Linked DNA regions of Homo sapiens: region 2 is linked to region 1. A link is a contact called in ENCODE Hi-C or POLR2A ChIA-PET data. All regions are on one chromosome and are shown on one strand. The core of a region is the stretch at or near the end of the contact, and the rest is flanking DNA. Distances in the headings are between cores, read along the strand shown.

Region 1 (6,921 bases), core at 2,216-4,715:
ACAAATTAATCCACTCAGCCTTCACAATAATCCTATCAGGTGGGAATTATCATCATCCCCATGGCACCGATGATGAAATGAGCTCACAAGGGTTGGGGAGCCTGCTCAAGGTCACACAGCCATGGAGTGGCACGGCTGGATTTGAACCCTGTGCTCTCACTCGCTTCCATACACCTCTTTACAGAGGCTGGAAACCAGAACATTGAAGTTCTGGATCCTAGCTGGGCCAGGCTGGGGAGCTGGATCCCGGAATGCTCGAGGGGACCAAAAGTAGGGGGTGGGGGAGGCTGGATGCCTCCGTTCCATAACATAATCATGACTGCCAACCAAGACTTACACAGTACCAGGCACCATTCTAGGAGCTTCTCGTGGATTAATTCATTTAATCCTCACAACAGCCCAAGGTGGACGTCCTTCTGAGACCACTGTATGGGAGTGAACAGTGTGGTCCAAGGTCGCAGAGCTAGAACCGACTTCACCGTCCTGCTGCTAGCTAACGCAGGTCCCTGGTAGCTGTGTCACCCCCTGCATGGCTCTCTTGCTGTCTTCTTCTCCCAGCACACACCTGCCCAGGGTTAAAGGATGCCTTGCCTCCACTCTGAGGAGGGACCAAGAAATGCTGGACTGGCTGTAGGCAGAGATGCTCAGGGCAGCCTGAGGCTCAGGGGTAAGAGGAAGGAAAGACATAGGACAGTCACCTCTATAGGTAGAGGACAGAGGACAGAGGTGACTCTATCCTATGTCTTTCCTTCCTTTCACCCAGCCTGGAACCTGGTGAGCAAGGAATGCATGGCACTAGGGGCTCAGTGACCTGGGTTCAAATCCTACCCTGGCACCCATAGGGTCTGATAAGATGCGGTGGAAGGCAATTCTTCCTCTGAACTTCAATTTCGGACTCTGCAAAAAAGGACACAAATACCATATAAAGCCCAAAGCACAGGGCTGGGCAGAGTATATGCTCACAGACAAAAGCCACTCCTCCAGTTTCTCCTTGACAAGACGATCTGAGGCCAAGGTTGGCCAAGGGCTCACATCACACCTCTCCCACTTCAGCTATGAGACCTCTGGGAAATCTTTGCACTTCACAGTGAGTGAAATGATTCCTCATCTGTAAAATGGTATCACACTTCTAACTAGCTCGTAGCTCTCCATAAAATAGGCCTAACCACAGGTATGTTTTGAGACTTAAGTGAGATCACATGTACAAAAGCCCTGTCACACGCCTGGCATGGGGTGAATGCTATAAACACTGGGCATCCACTAGCTCTGGAAATGATCTGCCTCTCTGAGATGCTGTTTTCTCATCTAAAAGGGAGAGCATAACAACAGCGCCTACCGCTCTAGAATTCAAGTATTCAGCAAGTTTATCTATATGAAGCATTCCAAACAGTGTGTGGCCCACAGAATGCACTCAGTTACTGTCAGCCATCAATTTCATGATTACTGTTTTCACTGCCACTGTTAGCCCCATCAGGCAAACCCTCTAAAAGCTGGCAGGAGAGGACCAGAGGAACAAACCCCTAGTGGAGAAAGATTCTACAGAGTCGCCGCTGCCTCACAGACTGTGGGACCTTTCTCTCCAGGAACCACGAGCCACGGAAGCCAGTCAGCTTGGAAGTCACTGCTGCGGACTAGGGGCAACCATCTGCCCCCTCTGACCACATCACCAGCCCAGGTCTGCTGGGTCAATCAGGGACTGCAGCCAGTCCTCTGGGAACTCCAGACCCAGAGCAAAGGCTACAGGGCAAGCCAAGGTCATGATCTGGCCTAGGGAGCAGGGACACTGGCCACAGACCTCTGGGGCTGGCTGCTCCCAGCACCAGCCCACAGACCACAATAAGACACCAGATCCATGGGGGATCTGACTGTCCCAAGCCCTTCAGAGCAGCCTTCCTCCCTGGGCCAGGCTGGGCCAGGGGCACCCCCACTCCAAGTCCCCTTGGCCTATGCAAAGAGGAACAGCTGGGAAAACAGCTCCCGGCCTCACTGCAAGGCCAACTGTTACTGCCTTGGTGGGGAGTGTAAACATGATGTGTGACCGAGCTGGTAACTGGGAGACACAAACAGCTTCGTGGCCAGCGACAGAGGAGCATGTAGTGGTCTGCGTTGGTTCCTGGACCCTTCACATCCACTGCCAACCAAGTTCAGCCCACGAGTGAACTCCTGCTGCTTCTCTGGGAAGGTAGGAGTGGATGAAGTTGAAAAGCAGCCCATTGGAGGCTCTAGTTACTCCAGCCCAGGCGTCTTGCTGAGCCCCAAGAGGTCTCCAAATGAGAGGAAGAGGTCCTCACAATCCCAAGATCAAGATGCCCCCAGAGAGCTTCCCTGGGGGGAAGAGGTGTTCCCCCAAACACTCCTTCCTCCCAAGTTTTAACAAGCGGGTGCAGGGGCACGGCTCCTCAAATCCAAGCCCAATCCCTCTTCCTCTTCAGAATGTTAAGGCTCAGACAACTTCAGTGACTTCTAACACAGCTTTCCTCCCTCCCCTATGGAAGGAAAGAACTGTTACTGCCTGGTAAATAATCTGAGAGGGTAATGGAATCCAGAGCAGCACCTCCATGGTCCAAAGCACCCCAGTAACCATGACGTTCCCTCCAGAGTCGTTAAGAAGTTCAATAAAGGCTGAGATCAGTGTAAACCCCCAACGCCACACACGTCAAATACAGGAAACAGAAACCCCTCCTCACCAATCGGCATCACAGTCCTCCCAAAATACGCCCCTAAAACCCACTAGGGCCTGTCCCGCCCCGTCCCAGTCCCTTAAAGATCACAAACATCACAGTCCTCTGATTTGGGTTCCCCTACGTTCTAAGCAGGGCTCCCCCAACGCCGTGGTGATATAACCCAGCCACAGTTGGGGAAGCATCCTCCCCAGAAGCCCCCACCCCTGTAAATACAGCACAGCAACGGCTTCCACAGCGCCAAAAAGGTACAGCCCTCTACACTTGATGCGGCGCGCCCCCTCGATAGCTTAGCCCGCGCACGCCAGGCTCGATCTGCCCGCCGCGCCCGAAAGGTCCAGCCCCCGGCCCGCGCACGCTGCGGCCTGCGCTCCCCGTCCCGCAAACTTGCAGCGCTCCCCCCACCGCCTCAGTGGTATGGCCCGCCGCCACCGCCCCGGCCCCCCGAGGCTGGTCCCACCGCCCCCGCTCGGCCACCCCCACTCAGCTCCTGAAGGAGGGGCTCGAGGGCCGCGGTCCCCCCGCCGGGCACGGGTGGTACAGCCCATCGCGGCACCGCGGGGGGCCCGGACGCGACCATCGTGGGGGGGGCGTTCGGGGACACGCGCTGGCGCACTCACCTGTCACCGGCAGCCGCCCAGCCTCTCCGGCGGGGCTCTACCCCCGCCCATCGCCACGCTGCGCTGGTTCCCTTTCCTTGTGTTTCCCGGCAGCGGCAACGGCGCCGGCAGCGGCAGCGGCGGCGGCGACGCCTCCTCCGAGGCAGGCCCAACGGCTAGCACGGCGCGGCCCCCCCCGCCCCCTCCCCCCAGCCCCCGCTTACCGCCCCCTCCCACCCTCTGGACGGAAATACCGCCCTCTCGCGCCACAAACAGGAAGTGACGTACAAAGAGCCAGAGACGAACTCTGAGAGAGCGAGAGCGCAAGAGCAGGGCAGAGAAGGAGGCGGGCTCACAGCAGGGCGCCTGCGCACATTAGACAACTTTGGGCCTGTGTGGGTTAGAGATGGGCCTCGCTAGGCCGTGGGGCGGAAAGGCGAGATGGGGCTACGCAGGCGCACTAGGACTCCGACGTCTGCTTTCCCTAGGGCCTAGCCGTAGTGATTATTTCCCGGCAGCCCCTAGTCCGTATTTACATACGCTTTGATCTTGTTTTACTCAGTTCTGGGTTCTGACGCTCTTAAAGGACCCCGGAGCGGGAGTTAGTTAGGAGGGGTTTCCTTTTCAGTGTGCTCGTCATGGTTGAGCTCAGGCTCTGAAGCCACACAACCCCAGACTTGAATTTCCTCCTTTCTGGTGACTGTGGGCAGAAGGCTTGACCGTTTTCTGTGCCTCAGTATCCACATCTGCTAAATGGAAACAATCATCGCTGTGTCGCTGGCTTTTGAACCATTTTAATGTAAACAAAACGGTTTTTACCAATTAGTTCATTACTGCAAGATATTAATGCCACCTGCTCTCATCGTACATATTCCAGTGAATCTGGGATATAACATTTTATAATGCAACTTGGGCCCATAAAGGCCTTAAAATCACCCTGCGGCCGGGCGCGGTGGCTCACTCCTGTAATCCTAGCACTTGGGGAGGCCAAGGCAGACGGATCATGAGGTCAGGAGTTCGAGACAGCCTGGCCAACATAGTGAAACCCCGTCTCTACTCAAAATACAAAAAAAAAAAAAAAAGCCGGGCATGTCGGTGTGTGCCTGTAATCCCAACTACTTGGGAGGCTTGAGGCAGGAGAATCGCGTGAACCCGGGAGGCAGAGGTTTCAGTGAGCCGAGATCATGCCATTGCACTCCGGCCCGGGCGACAGTGCAAGTCTCCGTCTCAAAAAAAAAAAAAAAAAAGAAAAGAAAGAAAAAAGAAAAAAAATGACCCTGCAAGAAAAGAGCTTTGCACAGATCCTAATCCGTATATTAGCTAGTATACTGGACAGCTGTGAGACATCTGGCTCCCAGCCCCTCCTCTCTCATAGGGGATTGTGCTGCCTCCTGAATTTGGGTTCCAGTATGCCATATAACTTGGCAATTGTATGCATTGGTAAGTGAGAAAAATGCCTGACTGAGAGTTGAATCCTGGGTCCACCTCAGTCTGTGAGAGTGTTTCAGGCAAATCCTGCTGAGGGTTCGGCTTTCGTTTTCTGAGACGTAAACCTAATGCTGGAACTAGCCCTTTCTTATTTGGTTTCTAGCTTGGAACTTGCTGCTTGGTATTCCTAATTCCCGGTCTTCCCCATCAGTCGGTGTTAATAACTCTGACCAATGCCTCCCCCTTCACAGCCCTAACCATTTTCATCTATTACTGTCTGGTGACAGGTCTGTTTCCCCCACTGCACAGGAAACACAGTAAAGGAAGAGACCAAGACTGTCTCAGAGATCAGTGTGTATCCAACATTGCCCAGAGTGGGCTCTTGCAGAATGTTTGTTTCAAGCATTAGCCCTTCTGCCCTAATCTAGACTCAAGGTTACTGTGACCAACCCTCTTCACTCCTGTCCACACTGAACAGCTCACAGGCCATTCCCCTACGTCTAAGTCTCCCCTGGGCCAACTTGAATCCTAGCCCCTCCTAGGGCACTTAATTATGACACACTGAGATCTCACTGAAACCACCCATGTGCTTGTGTATAAACTCCTTGCAGCACTGGTAGTCAAGGGCAGTGGCTTTCTCTTTTTTTTTTTTTTTTTTTTTGAGACTCACTGCATCGCCAGGCTGGAGTGCAGTGGCGAGATCTTGGCTCACTGCAACCTCTGCCCTCTGCCTCCCAGGTTCAAGCGATTCTCCTGCCTCGGCCTCCTGAGTAGCTGGGATTACAGGCACGCGCCAACACGCCCAGCTAATTTTTTTGTATTTTTAGTAGAGAGGGGGTTTCACCATGTTGGCCAGGATAGTCTCCATCTCTTGACCTCGTGATCCACCTGCCTTGGCCTCCCAAAGTGCCGGGATAACAGGTGTGAGCCACTGCACCCGGCTCTTTCTGGTTTTGGTTTTTTATTGTTTTTTTGAGACAGGGTTTCACCCCCTCCGTCACCGAGGTTGAAATGCAGTGGCACAATCTCAGTTCACTGCAACCGACACCTCCCATGCTCAAGCGATCCTCCCACTTCGGCCTCCCAAGTACTGGGACCACAGATGTGCGCCACTATGCCCAGCTAATTTTTTTGTATTTTTGGTAGAGACGGAGTTTCGCCATGTTGCCCAGACTGGTCTCAGACTCCTGAGCTGAGGCGATCCACCCACCTTAGCCTCCCAAAGAACTGGGATTAGAGATGTGAGCCACCGCACTTGGCCTAATATTCTTTTTTTTTTTTTTTTTTTTTGACACAGTCTCACTCTGTCTCCCAGGCTGGAGTGCAGTGGTGCCATCCGCCATCTCGGCTCACTGAAACCTCCGCCTCCTAGGTTCAAGTGATTCTCCTGCCTCAGCCTCCTGAGTAGAGGGATTACAGGCGTGCACCACCACACCTGGCTAATTTTTGTATTTTTATTTATTTATTTATTTTTGAGTCTGAGTTTTGTTCTTGTTGCCCAGGCTGGAGTACAATAGCACGATCTCGGCTCACCACAACCTCCGCCTCCTGGGTTCAAGCGATTCTCCTGCCTCAGCCTCCCAAGTAGCTGGTATTACAGGCATGCACCACCACGCCTGGCTAATTTTGTATTTTTAGTAGAGATGGTGTTTCTCCATGTTGGTCAGGCTGGTCTCGAACTCCTGACCTCAGGTGATCTGCCCACCTTGGCCTCTCAAAGTGCTGGGATTACAGACATGAGCCACCACGCCCAGCCCTTAATATACTATTTATTTCAATTCCGCAACCCTGCTGAACTGATTTTCTGGTTGTGCCTTGTAGTTTGTAAAACATTAGTCTAGGAGGTAAACAACACTTTTTAGCATTGATGATGAGTAGGCCCAGGTTCTAATCGTATCTTTTCTGTGTCCTTGTCAAAGTCACTTCACTTCTCTGAGCTTGCCTTTCTTTATTCTATTAAGACAGTAATAATATAATTTATTTAGCAATTGTTACAGGCCAAGTTCTGTGTAAACACACTCCCACTGATGCTATCCTGTTGCTATCTACACAGTAACCCTGGAGGTTAAATGTAACAGCACATTAAGGGCCTTGCTTGAGTTCCCAGGACAAGTTAAGGACAAAGACAGTATTTGAACCCAGACAGTTTGATACCAGAGCCTGTGCTCTTAACTCAACTCATGCTAGAAAATGGAAAAGTATTGGCCCTACTT
Region 2 (6,921 bases), core at 1-2,500, 9.1 Mb after region 1:
AGGCACAAAAACAAGTGGGGAAGGGGGAGACAGAGAAAAGAAGACAGGCTGGGCACAGTGGCTCACGCCCATAATCCCAGCACTTTAGGAGGCCAAGGCAGGAGGATCACTTGAGCCCAGAAATTTGAGACCAGCCTAGGCAACACAGTGAGACTCCCATCTCTACAAAAAATGAAGAAAATTAGCCAGGCATGGTGGTGTGCACCTGTAGTCCCAGCTACTTGGGAGGCTGAGGTGCAAGGATTGCTCGAGCCTGGGAAGGTTGGGGCTGCAGTGAGCTATGATCGCACTACTGCATTCCAGCCTGGGCGACCCTGTCTCAAAAACAAAAACAAAAGAGAGATGAAGAGAGAAAGGAGGAAGGACCCAAAGAAGGGGCCAGAAGCAGAGAGAGGCCAGGCACAGTGGCTCACGCCTGTAATCCCAACACTTTGGGAGGCCAAGGCAGGAGGGTCGCTTGAGTCCAGGAGTTCCAGACCAGCCTGGGCAACCTAGTGAGACCCTATCTCTGTTTTTTTTTAATTAAATATAAAAAATACAACACTCCCACTCCATAGCAAGACCCCATTTCTACAAAAAATACAAAAATTAGCCAGGCATGGTAGTGTGCACCTGTAATCCCAGCTACTCAGAAGGCAGAGGTGGGAGGATAGCTTGAGCCCAGGCTACAGTGAGCTGTTTTCCCCACCGTACTCCAGCCTGGGTGAAAAGTGAGACCCTGTCTCAAAAAGAAACAAATATATAAATAAAATAAAGAAACACAGAGAGAGGGAGGATAGAGACCCCAGGAGGCAGGAGGACAGAGACCCAGAGGAGGGAGAGACTCTGCTGAGATAAGGGGACAGAGATGGGGAGTAGCAGGAAGGTGGGGACAAAGACCCAGAGAGGAGGAACAAGAGACCCAGGGCAGGAAATGGGAGACACAGCTGGATGCAGAGATGGGAGAGCTTAGCAGGCCATGAGGTCAGAGTGTCTGTGAGGTCAGCTGCTGTCCAGGGTCAGCCCTGAGGTCCCCATGCCCAGAGGTGGGTTCCAGTAGATCAGGGGTCCCTTTAGATCCCCCAGCGCCTGAGACATGGAGACCTGGGAGGGACTGCCCCATGAGTCCTTGGTGCCCACAAATTCCAAGGCCCCTCAGGTACCAGAGCATGTGTCCCAGTGGAGCAGGTGAGGGAGACAGGGACAGAGAGAGAGACAGAAAGCCACCTTACATGAAGCGGGAGTGGGTGGAGCCCCACCCCTGGAACTTCCTCTTTTGGGGTTCTTCCTTTCTCTCTCAGCTCTCCGTCTCTCTTTCTCTCTCAGCCTCTTTCTTTCTCCCTGTCTCCCCCACTGTCAGCACCTCTTCTGTGTGGTGAGTGGACCGCTTACCCCACTAGGTGAAGATGTCAGCCCAGGAGAGCTGCCTCAGCCTCATCAAGTACTTCCTCTTCGTTTTCAACCTCTTCTTCTTCGTGAGTTGCCTCATGGCTACCCAGCCGGGGCCCAGCCCCTGCCGCTAACCCAGCCCTCATCTTCCCCTGTGGCCCACCCCCGTATCCGCATCTCCTCTCCCCAGGTCCTCGGCAGCCTGATCTTCTGCTTCGGCATCTGGATCCTCATTGACAAGACCAGCTTCGTGTCCTTTGTGGGTGAGGGGGGCTGGGGCAGGTGGGAGGGCCTCCCCCAACCCAAGCAACTTCCTGGGGTCTCCCTTGTCTCAGGGAGACCTACGGTGCCCTACTCTGCAGGCAGGCTACAGGCTCCCATCCACTGCTCACCGGAGGCTTCTTGGAGCCTGAGTCTTCTTCCGGCAAATGGGGTTGTGCATACAAACAACAATGATCATGAGAGCCATTTCTCAAGCACTTCCTATCTGTCGGGACTTGTGGCTGGTCAGATGCCCCCACAAACCTTCCCCTCGCTTGAGGTTCAGAGAGGGGAAGCCCCTTGATGGATGTCATACAGCAAGGACGTAAAAGAGCCAAAATAACATTAATAATAGGAAAATAATAATGAAGTATGACCCTAAATAATAATGAAATATAACCCTAAACGCTCATATTTAAGAAGTCTTTGCCCTGTGTTGAGGACTGGGTTGAACACATGTCCTCATGTGTCTCTCAAAATGACCCTAGGGGCCGGGCGCGGTGGCTCACACCTGTAATTCCAGCACTTTGGGAAGCCGAGGCAGGTGGATCACTTGAGGTCAGGAGTTCGAGAATAGCCTGGCCAACATGGTGAAACCCTGTCTCTACTCAAAAATACAAAACGTTAGCCAGGCATGGTGGCACATGCCTGTAGTCGCAGCTACTAGGGAGGCTGAGGCAGGAGAATCACTTGAACCTGGGAGGCAGAGGTTGCAGTGAGCCGAGATCACATCACTGCACTCCAGCCTGGGGGACAGAGCGAGGCTCCAACTCAAAAAAAAACCCTAAGAAATAGATATCATCTCCTATGCCTCAGGGAGGTTTAAGGAGCCAAGCCAATGTCACAGAACAAGTGATAGGGCTGAAACTACTGGGGACGAGGAGGAGCTGAAGGAGGAAGGAGAGGGTAAGAGGAAGAGAGACAGAGATCCAGGGACGGGAAACAGGCCCAGAAAGAAGAGAAAGTTTCAGAAGGAAACAGGGACTCAGGGTGGGGCAGGGACAGAGTCCCAGAGAGAGGGGCACCAAGATACTGCTCCCCACTTGGGTGGCTGCCTAGGTGGGAAATGGGGCTGCCTGGAGCTGTGCCACACAGCTCATCATCACTCCCCTCACCTCTCCCAGGCTTGGCCTTCGTGCCTCTGCAGATCTGGTCCAAAGTCCTGGCCATCTCAGGAATCTTCACCATGGGCATCGCCCTCCTGGGTTGTGTGGGGGCCCTCAAGGAGCTCCGCTGCCTCCTGGGCCTGGTGAGTGCACCATCCCTCTCCGTCCCTAGGAACACTCCTATCCCCACCCTCAAAAATGGCCTGGGCCGGGGTTGCAGGGGTGGTCAGCCTGATCTCTCCACTCTGCTCCCCAGTATTTTGGGATGCTGCTGCTCCTGTTTGCCACACAGATCACCCTGGGAATCCTCATCTCCACTCAGCGGGCCCAGGTGAGCTTCCTGCAGTGGCCACCACCCACCCCCAGCAGGGAGGAGAGGGAAGGGAGTGGTGGGAGAGGGTGGAGAGAGACCGAAACAAGGGCAGACAGGGGCTAACCTAGATAAAGAGAAATAAGAGGCTGGGCCTGGTGGCTCACGCCTGTAATCCCATAATCCCAGCACTTTGGGAGGCTGAGGTGGGAGTCCAGGAGTTTGAGACCAGCCTGGGCAACATAGTGAGACCCCATCTATATTTAAAAAAAAAATCCGGGTGTGATGGTGTGCACCTGGGGTCCCAGCTACTTGGGAGGTCGAGGTGGGAGGATCACTTGAGCCAGGGAGTTTGAGGCTACAGTGAGCCATGCACTCAGCCTGGGTGACAGAGTGAGACCCTGTCTCAAAAAATAAATTAATAGAAAGACACACCGACCTGGACCAAGGGAGACAGGCATAAACAGCTCCAAAGGGAAACACACGGGAAAAAGAGAGAACAAGAGAAAGAAATAGACGCCCTGAAAGAAGAGACAGAGACTTATGAGCCGTAGAAATAGTGGAAGAAACAGAAAGACAGACCTGAAGTACACAGAGCTAGCCATTCAGTAAGGATTTGAGACTGGCCCAGAGATGCACAGGGCCCGCCTGAGGCTGGCACAGCCTGAGAGGGGGAGGGGTGGGGCGGGGAAGATAAGGCCCAGCCTCACTGGTGGCCTCTCAGCTGGAGCGAAGCTTGCGGGACGTCGTAGAGAAAACCATCCAAAAGTACGGCACCAACCCCGAGGAGACCGCGGCCGAGGAGAGCTGGGACTATGTGCAGTTCCAGGTAAGCCCCCCTCCTCCAGTTCCCTCCCGGACTGACCCGCCTCAGCCCTGTGCTTGGAGGAGACTCCACCCCAACGTGGGCCCGACCCCCAGCTCTACGATCCTAACACACCCCAATCCCTCCCAGGCCCGACGCTCCCCACTCCCCAGATGACACAACTGTCCCCGGCGTCGCCTGGTCTCCCAGTACCCAGACCCTGGCGTGGCTTCGCCATCTACCTCGAGAGACTCCGCCCCCGCCCCCGCCCCGACCAGAGGTTGTCAGGCCCCTAGTCCCAAGACCCTAGCGAGACACGGCTTCCTACCCCGTAGTGACTCTGGCTTCCACCGGACCCCGCCCCCGATGAGACTCACATGGTCTCGCACTCCTATTCACCTGTCGGGTATCAGAGGCTCAATTGCACCACCCACCCAATCTCTAGTCCACAGCGCGACCCTGCAGCTCCTTCCCCAGCCCCAGGTCACCCCGTGACTCGTCTTTCCCAGCCCCATGTTCCCGTAATGTCCCCTGGCTCCGGCCCCATCGTGACCCCAGCCCACTGTCCCCCACTCCACACCCACCACTTAGTCCCCTGCTCCCCGACCTGACCTCATACCCATCACCTTGTCCCCTGATCCCCAACATCATATGTCTCCAGTCCCGGTCCCTCTGACTCGTATCCCTCTCCCAGCTGCGCTGCTGCGGCTGGCACTACCCGCAGGACTGGTTCCAAGTCCTCATCCTGAGAGGTAACGGGTCGGAGGCGCACCGCGTGCCCTGCTCCTGCTACAACTTGTCGGCGACCAACGACTCCACAATCCTAGATAAGGTGATCTTGCCCCAGCTCAGCAGGCTTGGACACCTGGCGCGGTCCAGACACAGTGCAGACATCTGCGCTGTCCCTGCAGAGAGCCACATCTACCGCGAGGTGGGCAGGGGTTCGGAGCATAAACCTGTCGAATGGGGCGGGGCCTGCGGGAGGGGGAGGGCTGTCAGTGAGTAGCGGCCTGAGAAAGGGCGGGGTCTACGAGAAAAGGAAAGGTACGGCAGGAGGGGCGGGGCCCTCTGAAGGGGGCGGGGTCTGCAGGAAGGGCAGGGCCTAAAGAAAAGGCTGGGCTGGCTCTGGAATACAGATGTCTAGGGAGGGGCCAGGCTTGGAAAAGGTGAAGCGAGGGTGCACTAGTAAGGAGACTAGAGTGCCCTGGTGACTAGGGGAGCGGGTAGATGCCTGAAGACGGTGAGGGTTGGCCTGAAAAGAACGCTGGGCCTGGGCTTGAGAGTCCCAGAAAGAATCCCTTTAACTTTTCCCTACACCCCCCAGGGCTGCGCGCAGGGCCTCCAGAAGTGGCTGCACAACAACCTTATTTCCATAGTGGGCATTTGCCTGGGCGTCGGCCTACTCGAGGTGATCTGGCCCCGCCCCCACCCGCGATCGGCCCTAAATCCCTAGATGGCCCTGCCCTTCATTTCGCGTCCTTCGGTTGCCTGGGAAGGACGAGCTCAGGGCGGAGCGCAGCCCACCCCGGCCCTCCCGCCGCTCCACCCAGCACCGGAGGGTGGGGGCGGCCCAGCTTCAGGGAGCCCTGATTGGGTGTACGCAGGGAAAGCCTCCTGCTATTGGCTGCGATCTCCCTCCCCTTTCTCCGCAGATGACTGTCATGGTGCTGAGCGTACAGCTACAGCGCAGGGCACTCCGCCGGAAATGCGAGCCGCACGTGCCGGGCGCTGGGGATTCGAGCCCCGGGCCCAGCCTGATCGCTGACGGCGGCGGCGGGCACAGCGGCAGTCTGTGGGGTGGCTGGGGCATGGCGGGTGCCTGCCCCAACTGGGGAGACAAGGCACCGCAGGGCAAGCTGCCCATGGCCCTGGGGCTCTGGCCGCTGTGGGTTCAAGACGAGGACCAGCCTGACACTGGAAGTGCGGGCGCAGAATTAGAGGAGGCACAATTAGAGGCTGAGGCAGAGGGGGAAGACAGATGAGCCTCCAAAATAAAGGACCCTGGGCTTGCTTCCGACCTTACTCCTTCTCAGCCTCTACCCCCACTTGTAGCAGCTATTCCCGCCTCATCAGCCAGCCCTGCGGCAGTTCCCGTCGAGCCCCGCCCTTTTCTACCTATCCCCTTCTCCAGCCCCTTCCCGCCCAATTCACGGCCCCACCCCTGACCTTTCTCGCCCGGGTGGGCATCACCCCCGTCTCGCCAGCACCCCTTCGACTTCTCTGACCTCATCTCCTTTCTCTATAGCTCGGGTTCATGACGCTCTCGATATTCCTGTGCAGAAACCTGGACCACGTCTACAACCGGCTCGCTCGATACCGTTAGGCCCCGCCCTCCCCAAAGTCCCGCCCCGCCCCCGTCACGTGCGCTGGGCACTTCCCTGCTGCCTGTAAATATTTGTTTAATCCCCAGTTCGCCTGGAGCCCTCCGCCTTCACATTCCCCTGGGGACCCACGTGGCTGCGTGCCCCTGCTGCTGTCACCTCTCCCACGGGACCTGGGGCTTTCGTCCACAGCTTCCTGTCCCCATCTGTCGGCCTACCACCACCCACAAGATTATTTTTCACCCAAACCTCAAATAAATCCCCTGCGTTTTTGGTAAAATAGCTTTATCCTCTGTCAGAACACAAACAAACAAACTTTGAGAGGGGAGGAAGGAAACCGTCTAGCTCAGGGCTCACTTAGGAGAGGGATGAGATTAGAAAGTTCAACACACTGCTTGTGCAGCGGAGATAAAGTCAAGACCCTAGCACCCACTTATAAATATCTCGTTATATTAAAAAAAAAAAAAATGTCCAGGGCCCACCTGGCTCTGCTCCTGCACAGAAAGGGTTCATCTTCACTTTGTGATCTCACAGGTCATGGAGTGAGGGTGGTAGAGAGGGGCAGAAATTTCAGGGGGAGGGGTGGCTGGGAAAAAGTAAAGGGGACAAGCCAATGTGTAACTAGCGCTCTCCAAGACATGCAGAGGAGTGGGGGTGGCCTGTCAGGGGCTGAAAAGAAAAGCCAGTGCTGTACCTGGGGGGTTGTCTCACTCCTGTCCCCACAATCCCTGATACTCCGGAGTGATCTGT

What was found. Hi-C counts contacts between places; a loop is a spot of excess contacts on that map. ChIA-PET counts read pairs that join two places held with the same protein, here RNA polymerase II (POLR2A). Pooled maps may share reads with other maps.
Region 2: a pooled map shows a loop between it and region 1 (2.5-fold over the local background). The contact joins the promoter of CD37 here to the promoter of AKT2 in region 1. A Hi-C loop is called at or near these places in 1 of 50 pooled maps. POLR2A ChIA-PET finds 5 or more read pairs at or near these places in 2 of 52 experiments (A673 and B cell).

The regions. Positions count from the first base shown.
Region 1 is chr19:40,281,880-40,288,800 of GRCh38, forward strand. AKT2 (AKT serine/threonine kinase 2) reads right to left here and starts at 3,466. Exons shown (of 14, transcript NM_001626.6): 1 at 3,302-3,466. It overlaps MIR641 (microRNA 641), which reads right to left and starts at 762; the gene lies at 664-762. RefSeq lists enhancers at 2,491-2,630, 3,787-4,618 and a silencer at 3,001-3,500.
Region 2 is chr19:49,334,156-49,341,076 of GRCh38, forward strand. It overlaps CD37 (CD37 molecule), which reads left to right and starts at 1,251. Exons shown (of 8, transcript NM_001774.3): 1 at 1,251-1,454; 2 at 1,559-1,631; 3 at 2,754-2,878; 4 at 2,992-3,066; 5 at 3,770-3,874; 6 at 4,545-4,781; 7 at 5,175-5,258; 8 at 6,096-6,451. The coding sequence starts at 1,386. The coding sequence ends at 6,173. It overlaps TEAD2 (TEA domain transcription factor 2), which reads right to left. Exons shown (of 13, transcript NM_001256660.2): 13 at 6,440-6,921. It also overlaps a transcript of SLC6A16 not described here. RefSeq lists enhancers at 802-871, 1,362-1,481, 5,309-6,284.